2 separate regions of the Homo sapiens genome follow, and region 2 is linked to region 1. The links are chromatin loops, found by intact Hi-C in ENCODE. Cell type or tissue: IMR-90. All regions are shown on one strand.

Region 1 (5,000 bases):
TGAAACCCTGTCTCTACTAAAAATACAAAAATTAGCTGGGTGTGGTGGCATGTGCCTATAGTCCCAGCTACTCGGGAGGCTGAGGCACAAGAATTGCTTGAACCCGGGAGGTGGAGTTTGCAGTGAGCCGAGATCACGCCACTGCACTCCAGCCTGGTGACAGAGCGAGACTCTGTCTCAAAAAAAAAAAAAAAGAAAAAATTTGTTTCTAAATTTGAACTCATTCTAGGCTATGAGTAGTTCTTTTTTTTTGTATTCAAATTTATTTTTTAGCATTAGGTCATTCTCTAATTTTCTTATGGGGTGTTTGGTAGAATTGCCTTTTATTTATTTATTTTTTTGTTTGTTTGTTTCCAAGACAGAGTCTCACTCTGTCACCCAGGCTGGAGTGCAGTGGTGCGATCTTGGTTCATTGCAACCTCTGCCTCCCAGGTTCAAGTAATTCTCATGCCTCAGCCACCCTAGTAGCTAAGACTATGCACCACCACACCTGGCTAATTTTTGTATTTTTTTTAGTGGAGATGGGGTTTCGCCATGTTGGCCAGGCTCTTCTCAAACTCCTGGCCTCAACTGGTCCACTCGCCTCGGCCTCCCAAAGTGTTGGGATTACAAGCGTGAGCCACTGTGCTTGGCCTAGAAGTGCCTTTTAAAGACTCCTTGAAGGTTTTAGTTTTGTGCAGAGTGTGGGTTGATGGTACACATAATTTTTTGGTCCAGAGCTTATCTTCCTTGGAATTCAGGAGCCCATCTTCTTGCCCTTAGGGCAGGTGGCCCTAAGCCCTTGAGGGGGATCCTGCCTTGCACCAGCTGGTGGTCACCTATTCAGTAGCTGACCCCCAGTGATGCCTTAATGTTTGAGGTTGCCATTATCCATGACACAACCTTTCTTCGTCTCCTTCCTAATCATCCCGCAGTTCAATAGTGCATGACTAGAGAGCTTCACCAATCTCCATCTGGCCGAACTTCAAAAGAAGTGGAAGCTGAAGCAGGGTTTCATCTGCTGAGCATCTGAAGCTGCTGGAGGTTAGGAGAAATACCTTTCAGAAAGCATGAAATTCAACCAGTGGTGGAGAGAAAGAGACTAGGAAATAGAGGCAGTGTTATCATTAGGGAGGTGCTGGGGACTGTGTGCCACATATTTTTAGTGTTGGAGTCACCCGCCACCGTCACTGTGTGAGCTCACAGTTCTCTCAGGGAGCATCTTGGACACTGAGTCATTACATTCCTTTAGAGTGATTTAACTCAACAGCTTGACACCTTCATTAATTTTACAACACGAAGCCTGGGTGCTCTCTGCTTCCTCTTTAACAGTGCAGGGAAATTAGAGGAATATTGAAAATATAAAACCAGGGGATACTGGAAGAAGGAGCAGTCAAGGAGCTGTTGAAAAACATCATGTTAAGGAATTGAACTACTTGTCTTTCCTTGGTATCTCTTGGGATCGAGCACCCAGCTCTTGCCACTCGTCTCTGGCACATAAACCTTTTATTTCCGTTCCTGGCACGCTGGCCAAACCTCCAACTTGCAGCCAGCTCGTTTGCCTTCTCTGCTGAGGTCACTGCTACCGTGATCCGTGTATAATGGCATTTTCCTCCTCTTTTCAGTATGAAGGCTATTACAGTTTCTTCTCTAAACAGGACTTCAAACAATTTGCTGCCAGTTGCATTTCAAAGGCAGGGAAAAGGCAAATGTCATCCTTTTTTCCTCCCCTCTTTGGGTAACTGCTTTGTTGGTTGCATCAAAAATTAGAGGGGCTGCTATCTAAATTCAGGTGGGGATGCGTGGGGACAAGGCATTTAAATGTGCTTTTCTTTCTCCCTGAAGGAGAAAAACGCTTTTCCTTCTCAACCTTTCCTAAAAAGGAACTTTGATCTTCCCAACCCACAAGCAAGGGTTTCATTTCTTCCAGGCCGGCGTGTACTCCACAGCTCCTTCTGTGGCGTGGTGACCGTCACCCGCTGCATCAGCAGCTCTGCTTTTCAAGCTGTGCTCCTCCACTGCACCAGCGCCCTTTGGGCTGGAAGTTGGCACCCAGAGTCCTCGGCTGGACACGGACACCTCTCCAAAGTCACCCTTACGTCCCTAAGATCACTGTCCCTTGACATTAAATAGTGCGTGGTGGTTTAAGATGCTTTTTATTTCAATATACATTTCTGGAAGAACTACTTTAATCAAATAACAAAACAATGACATTCTGGCAAGCAGTTCATGCAATATTTTTAACTAAGGCCAAGGGAAAAAAAATAAATGGCAGAGATATTTCACTTTGAAAGGTAGTTTTTGTGCATGTGAAGTTGCCACTTTTCATAAAGGCTTTTACTACATATATCAATGAGTTTTAAGAGAGACTAGGGTCAATAATGCATGCTTTAGAATTCCCTAAATACAGATTTACACAATAGCCTTAAAATATATTCTGTTCTATCATGTCAACTCCTGTGCACTTCTACCAGCGGAATTTTATTTCTTTAATGTGAAAAACAAAAGGACAGAGGAAAGTAAAGTAAAACAAAGGAAATTAGGGCCCACAAGCTTAATTAGTATAGTGTTGTAACCCAAATCAACAATGGGAAGGACACAGTGACAAAACCCAGGAAATTCCAAGTCGAAAGAGAGGCTCTTTCCTTTAACTCCTTGAGTGCCAGGGCACTTGCTAGCCAGCTCCTTACCCAGGTGCAGGAGGCTACCTGAGTACAACTCACTGTCTTTATTGTTGAACTTCCTGGCTTTTGTTGACTTTCCCTTCTCCTTTCCTCCCTTAATGTACATGAAACATACCTTTGTGTGTGCGTTAATTATAGATAAATGGGCTAAAATTGCCTCTTGGTTTTGTAACCCTCAGAGAAGGGGAAAGAGTACAAAAAAAATTCCTGTCACTGTCATCTGTTCATTTTTAATGAGCAATTTTTAAAAATTGAAAATAAAAGAGGAAAATGAATAGGTGTTGAACCAGCCCGTGATATGTAAATGCCAACTAGTAATTACCTAAAACCTCAATTTTCATTCTGTTTCATCTTGCAAAACATTTCATTTTCCCTGAGTGAAAACACTTAATTTGGGCTGTGCGAGTTAGCGGAGCGGCCGCCCCGGCCTGCGCCTCCGCCGGCTCCGGCTAGGGGGCACTTTGGCTCTGCGCTTCTGCCGCCTGCGGGCTCGTCCACCTCAAGGTTATTCCCCTCTTGCCATTCCAGTGGTTTTACTCCGAGTGTGCAGGCCCCTCCCCCCTACTCCCACTAGTCTGGTTTCGGGGAGCCTGTTCCTCCTTGTCCTTGCAGAGGCGCGTATTGAATTTTGGCTGACCGAGCCTTCCTCTGCATATTAACTTTCCCCTCTTACCTGGCTATTGGGCCCTTGGCGTCCCTGAGTTGCAGTCACACTCTGAGAGCAGCTTTCTGGAAGCTTTCTTTCTCCCTTTGAGGTTGCACACAGAACTGCCTCTAGTTTTTGTTTATTCCTGCTGCTTTTTTAGTCTTTCTTTTCATTTTGGCAGCTGGGGAAATCCTGGATTGAGGCTCACACACATTTGCCCTCCTGCCACACTGAGAATGACAATTCCGACGCTTGCTTTCTTTTGCATACTTGTAGATTTTTCTTCTACTCTGGTTTAGGATATGTCACCTTTTGGATATGTTCGTGGAATGTGGCTTGTGGTTGCCGCTGCTTCCTTCCCTCCCCAGCCTGTTCCCTAGCTAGAAAGAGAGCGTGTAGACTTGAGAAAGAACAGGGAGCCCGGCATTGTGAATGGTAGATCAGAGAGGAGCCTGCATGTAGAAAACCAGAATTATGTTGTCCTAGGACCCTGGATCCGAGAGTGCTCTGCCTGGAATCTCAAGGAACACGGCCTCTTTAGTGAGATATATAGCTTCATAATTAGCCCGTTGCATTTTTTCACGAGTGCTAGCATCAGCGTTCTACGATGTGTTTCTCTGATTAACAGCTGCTTTGCAACTATTTCCCTGTGCCGCCGATGACCATATTTGTCAAGGAACTCCTGACAGAGTACTGATTTCTTACTAAAATGCAGCATTTCTGTTTGAAGAGGGTTCTCTCATTCTTGGCAGTGCCTGGCTTTTTAAGTCAGTCCTTGTTAAAACTCGAGTTGGCTTTGGTCTAACGCTTGTTAACAGGATTCTGGGTATCTACTTTAGTGTATGAACGTAGGAACCTTTCACAGGCAATTTAATCTTCTGAGCAGCGCACGTGGAGCAGTGCGGCGCTGGAATGGGGTTTCGGGCCCGTAGATTATATTGGTCATTTTCTTTTGCCCTCTAGTTGTGATCTCTGTGGGTTAAAAGGACTTGGCTTTGGTTGTTAGTGTCATTAATTTTTGAATATTTTTAATATTTTAAGATGGCTAATGAATGCTCACATCTTAGGAGATAGATGTGTATGTAGTACACAGGAGTGCTGGAATTGGTGGCATTCCAAATAAGTGTCACTGGAGACAATGCATCAGGTTTACATGTCAGGTGCAAAGTGCTAAGGCTCCCTCAAACCCCAGGTTCATTATTAGGCAGGCTCTGTCCTCCTGTCCCCCTCGTGCAGAAAATAAAGTGTGTATTCTGAAGATTACAATGTGCAGGTCTTTTGTAGGAGAGTGGAAAACACATAGGAAGCATCTCTTTGGTGAGGACTGTCAGGAACCTCAGTTCTTCTCACTGGGGATTACTTACCCTACACAATGCATTTAACAGCACATAGTTCATAGTAGATAACCCCTGAGTATACTGTATTCCATTGATTTATACAGTTACAAATCCTGCTCTCTCAAATACAAATCTCTCTCAATTGGCCAGTCATCTTAGATCTAAAGGTGTTTTTCAACCTGAAGTCCCCCCCGCTTTTTTCCAAGTTGCTGACAGTGACTCCAGTGACTCCGGTGTAACCATTGTTATGAGACTGCAAAGACAAGAATTTACTCCTCTTCCTTGCACCTCAGTTTTATCTCTAAGTGACACATAGTGAAAATTATGAAATTTCCCCAAAATTGTGGAATTGGT
Region 2 (5,000 bases), 480 kb after region 1:
ATAGGGAGATTATTCTAGATTTTAAAAAGATTAATGGACATACTAAGCAAATGTAATGCATGAAGCTTAATTGGATCCTATTTTAAGAAAATACAGGCTGGGCGCAGGGACTCACACCTGTAATCCCAGCACTTTTGGAGGCCGAGGCGGGCAGATCACTTGACCCCAGGAGTTTGAGACCAGCCTGGGCAACATGGTGAAACCTCATCTCTATAAAAAATACAAAAAAAATATCCTGGTGTGGTGGGATGCACCTGTAGCCCCAGCTATCCAGGAGACTGAGGTGGGAGGATCATCTGAGTCCCGGAGGTCGAGGCTGCAGTGAGCCAGGATTGTGTCACTGCACTCCAGCCTTGGTGACAGAGTGAGACCTGTTTCAAAAAAAAAAAAAAAAAGAAAAGGAAAGAAAGAAAGAAAAGAAAAAGAAAACAGCTATAAAAGACATTTGAGGGGAACAATTGTAGAAATTTGAATGTGGACCAGGTATTAGATGATAGCAGGAAATAATTATTCATTTTCTCTTATGATTATCATTGTGGTTATGAAGGACAATATTCTTGTTCTTAGGAGAAGCAGGATGAAGAATTTAGGAGTGAAATGCTGTGATGTCTGCAATTTACTTTCTTTTTGGTGGGTAATTGGGGGAGATGGGGTCTCACTCTGTTGCCCAGGCTGGAGTGCAATAGTGCAGTCTTGGCTCACTACAACCTCTACCTCTTGGCACCACAGCCTCCTGAGTAGCTGGAACTACAGGTGCATGCCACCACACCTGGCTAATTTTTGTAGAGACAGGTCTCGTTATGTTGTCCAGGCTGGTCTCCAACTGCAATCCGCCCACCTCGGCCTCTCAAAGTGCTGGGATTACAGGCATGAGCCACAGCGCCCTGCAAATGTACTTTCTTTTCTTTCTTTTTTTTTTTTTTGAAACGGAGTCTCACTCTGTCACCCAGACTGGAGTGCAATGGCACGATCTCGGCCCACTGCAACCTCTAACTTGCGGGTTCAAGTGATTCTCCTGCCTCAGCTCCCGAGTAGCTGGGATTACAGTCGCCTACCACTGCACGTGCCCAGCTAATTTTTGTATTTTTAGTAGAGACGGGGTTTCACTGTGTTAGCCAGGATGGTCTCGATCTCCTGACCCTGTGATCTGCCTGCCTCGGCCTCTCAAAGTGCTGGGATTACAGGTGTGAGCCACTGCGCCCGGCCAAACACTTATAATCTGAATCAAATCATGAGGAAACATCAGGCAACCCCAAATTGAGGGACATTCCAAAAACAAAGCAAGCCTGAACTCTTCAAAAGTGCCAATGGCATGAAAGACAAAGAAAGGCTGAGAAAGTGTTCTAGATTGAAGGAGTTGAAAGAGCCACAATGATGGAATACAATGTTCCTGGATTGGATCCTAGATCAGAGAGAAAAATTACTCAAAGGCACTTTGGGAGGCCGAGGCGGGCTGATCACAAGGTCAGGAGATGAAGACCATCCTGGCTAACACGATGAAACCCTGTCTCTACTAAAAATAAAACAAAAAAATTAGCCGGGCGTGGTGGCAGGCGCCTGTAGTCCCAGCTACTCAGGAGGCTGAGGCAGGAGATTGGCGTGAACCCGAGAGGCGGAGCTTGCAGTGAGCCAAGATCGCGCCACTGCCCTCCAGCCTGGGCGACAGAGCGAGACTCCATCTCAAAAAAAAAAAGAAAAATTATTCAAAGGACATGTTTTGTTTTTGTTTCTTTCTTTTTTTTTTTTTTCTTGAGACAGGGTCTCACTCTTGTCACCCAGGCTGGAGTGCAGTGATGTGATCACTGCTCACTGCAGCCTCGACCTCCCCAGGCTCAGGTGATTCTCCCACCTCAACCACCCAAGGAGCTGGGACTACAGGTGTGAACCACCATGCCCGGCTTATTTTTTTTTTTTTTTTTTTGTAGAGATGGGGTTTCACCATGTTGCCCAGGCTAGGCCTCTAACTCCTGGGCTCAAGGGATCTGCCCACCCACCTCAGCCTTCTAAAGTGCTGGGATTACAGGTGTGAGCCACCACAGCAACCTGTTTTTGTTTCTTTTTCTGCGGGGGCGGGAAGGGCCAAATTTTAAAATGGTTGTATATTAGAAAAGAGTGTTACATTAATGTTAAAATCCCGAATTTGATAACAGTATTGTGATTGTGTAAGAGAATGTCTTTGTCCTTAGGAAAGACAAACTTTTTAGAGGCAAAGGGGCACGCAGTCTGTCATTAATCTCAATGGATAAGTAAGAACATATATGTTATTAATTAATTTTTTTTTTGAGATGGAGTCTCGTTTTGTTGCCCCGGCTGGAGTGCAGTGGCGTCATCTCAGCTCATTGCAACCTTTGCCTCCTGGGTTCAAGTGATTCTCCCACTTCAGCCTCCCAAGTAGCTGGGAATACAGGCATGAGCCACCATGCCCAGATAATTTTTGTATTTTTAGTAGAGATGGGGTTTCACCATGTTGGCCAGGCTGATCTTGAACTCCTAGACCTGAGGTGATTTGCCCACCTTGGTCTCCCAAAGTGCGGGATTACAGGCGTGAGCCACTGCGCCCAGCCATGTTATTAATTTACATGTCTAGAGAGAGTGAGTGATAGACCAAATGTGACATAATGTAATCAGTTGATGAATCTGGATGAAGGGAACACAGCAGTGCTTTGCACTATTCTTGGAACTCTATCATAAATTTTAAATTATTTCAATGTAAAAAATTTGTTTTTAAAATCTAAATTAGACCTAGACTATTTGGGAAGGCAGCTTCTAATTTTGGCAGGAGCTAAAAACATGGAGATGAAGAGGAAATTAATCTTGATACAATAAAGATTTTTATTACTTTATTACTTTATTACTTGCTTTGTCGCCCAGGCTGGAGTGCAACAGCTTGGCTCACTGCAACCTCTGCCACCTGGGCTCAAGTGATCCTCCCACCACAGCCTCTCCAGTACCTGTAACCACAGGTGTACATCTCCAGGTCCGGCTAAATTTTGCATTTTTTGTAGAGATGGGGTTTCACCATGTTGCCCAGGCTGGTCTCGAACTCCTGGGCTCAAGTGATCTGTCTGCCTCGGCTTCCCAAAGTGCTGGGATTACAGGTGTGAGCTACTGTGCCTAGCCTAAAGCTACTTTTTTTTTTTTGAGATGGAGTTTCGCTCTTGTTGCCCAGGCTGGGGTACAATGTCTCAGTCTTGGTTCACTGCAACCTCCGCCTCCTGGTTTCAAGTGATTCTCCTGCTTCAGCCTCCCAAGTAGCTGAGATTAGAGGCATGCGCCACCACGCCCGGCTAATTTTGTATTTTTAGTAGAGACAGGGTTTCTCCATGTTGGTCAGGCTGAACCCGACCTCACATGATCCGCCCGCCTCGGCCTCCCAAAGTGCTGGGATTACAGGTGTGAGCCACCACTCCCGGCCCTAAAGTTACTTTTATTTAAATATCTTTATTGGCTGGGTGGTGGTATGTGCCTGTAATTCTAGCATGTGGGAATGCCAAGGTGAAAGGATCACTTGAGGCAAGGAATTCATAACCAGCCTAGGCAACATAATGAGACCCTGTCTTTACAAAAAAGTTTTTTTAATTAGCCAGATGTGGTGGTGCACACCTACATAAATAAATAAATAAATAAATAAATAAATAAATAAATAGGGCCGGGCACAGTGGCTCACGCCTGTAATCCCAGCACTTTGGGAGGCGGAGGCGGGCAGATCACGAGCTCAGGAGACTGAGACACGGTGAAACCCCGTCTCTACTAAAAATACAAAAAATTAGCCGGGCGTGGTGGCGGGCACCTGTAGTCCCAGCTACTTGGGAGGCTGAGGCAGGAGAATGGCGTGAACCCGGGAGGTGGAGCTTGCAGTGAGCCGAGATTGGGCCACTGCACTCCAGCCTGGGTGACAGAGCAAGACTCCGTCTCAAAAAATAAATAAATAAATAAATAAATCTATGTATCATTATTGCCCTAGTATTTCTTTCAGTTTTGTCTTTTTTTTTTTTTTCTTTTGAGACAGAGTTTCACTCTTGTTGCCCAGGCTGGAGTGCAATGGTGTGATCTTGGCTCACTGCAACCTCTGCCTCCCGGGTTCAAGCGATTCTCCTGTCTCAGCCTCTGGAGTAGCTGCGATTGCAGGTGCCTGCCACAATGCCCTGCTAATTTTTTGTATTTTTAGTAGAGACGGGGTTTCACAATGTTGGCCTTGAACTCCTGACCTCTGGTGATCCACCCACCTCGGCCTCCCAAAGTGCTGGGATTACAGGCGTGAGCCACCGCGCCCAGGCTTCTTTCAGTTTTCAGGAATGTTGTGGAGCTGTGTCCTGTTTGCCTCATGGAGCTGATGAGCTGGGAGAATTCAAGGGGGTTGATGGAAGGGGAGAAGGTAAGTCCCCAAGTGACCCAGTTGAAAACCAGGGCCTGGGCCAGGCACAGTGGCTCATGCCTGTAATCCCAGTACTTTGGGAGGCTGAGGCGGGAGGATTGCTTGAGGTCAGGAGTTGGAGACTAGCCTGGCCAACATGGTGAAACCTCGTCTCTACGAAAAATACAAAAATTAGCCAGGTGGGGTGGTACACGCCTGCAGTCCTAGCTACTTGGGAGGCTGAGGCAGGAAAATAGCTTGAACCCGGGAGGCAGAGGTTGCAGTGAGCTAAGATTGTGCCACTGCACTCCAGCCTGGGCGACAGAGCAAGACTCTGTCTTGAAAAAAAAAAATGTTGTGTTTCAAACAACTTTTGACAATCAGTGCTGTAAAGCTGAATCCCAGAGACAACTGAGATAGGAGCAGGAAGATCTGTGGTCCAGTCTCCCTCTGGCCTTATAATTATCTTCCTGAGTTACTTACCTTCTTTGAGACAGTGTTTGCTTGTCCTCCCAACTAGCCTGAAAACTTCTTAGGAGAAGGGCCAGCCTTTGGGGTCATGTTCCTGTGTGACCTGTCTCTAGGAACTTCTGCATACCCAGCTCTGCCCACTTGGAGCTAGTGTCCAGGACTCCACAGCACTACC

What was found. Peaks named below come from ENCODE experiments on the same cell type or tissue, not always from the same donor. Only the 100,000 strongest peaks of a DNase experiment are listed, where the experiment ranks them.
Region 2: it touches region 1 in a loop (4-fold over the local background); 3 of 110 quality-filtered maps call a loop at or near these places.

What each region holds. Positions count from the first base shown.
Region 1 is chr1:10,527,337-10,532,336 of GRCh38, forward strand. All of the region lies in intron 2 of PEX14 (peroxisomal biogenesis factor 14), which reads left to right. Among named protein-coding and RNA genes, the nearest start is that of PEX14, 55 kb to the left of the region's middle. RefSeq lists an enhancer at 709-1,908. In IMR-90, a CTCF peak has its summit at 3,118; DNase peaks (open chromatin) are centred at 1,175, 1,525, 3,155 and 3,665; H3K4me3 peaks cover 1,586 bases; H3K27ac peaks cover 2,085 bases.
Region 2 is chr1:11,005,027-11,010,026 of GRCh38, forward strand. No RefSeq gene overlaps it. Among named protein-coding and RNA genes, the nearest start is that of TARDBP, 5.1 kb to the right of the region's middle. In IMR-90, no CTCF peak of the experiment used is centred here; no DNase peak of the experiment used is centred here.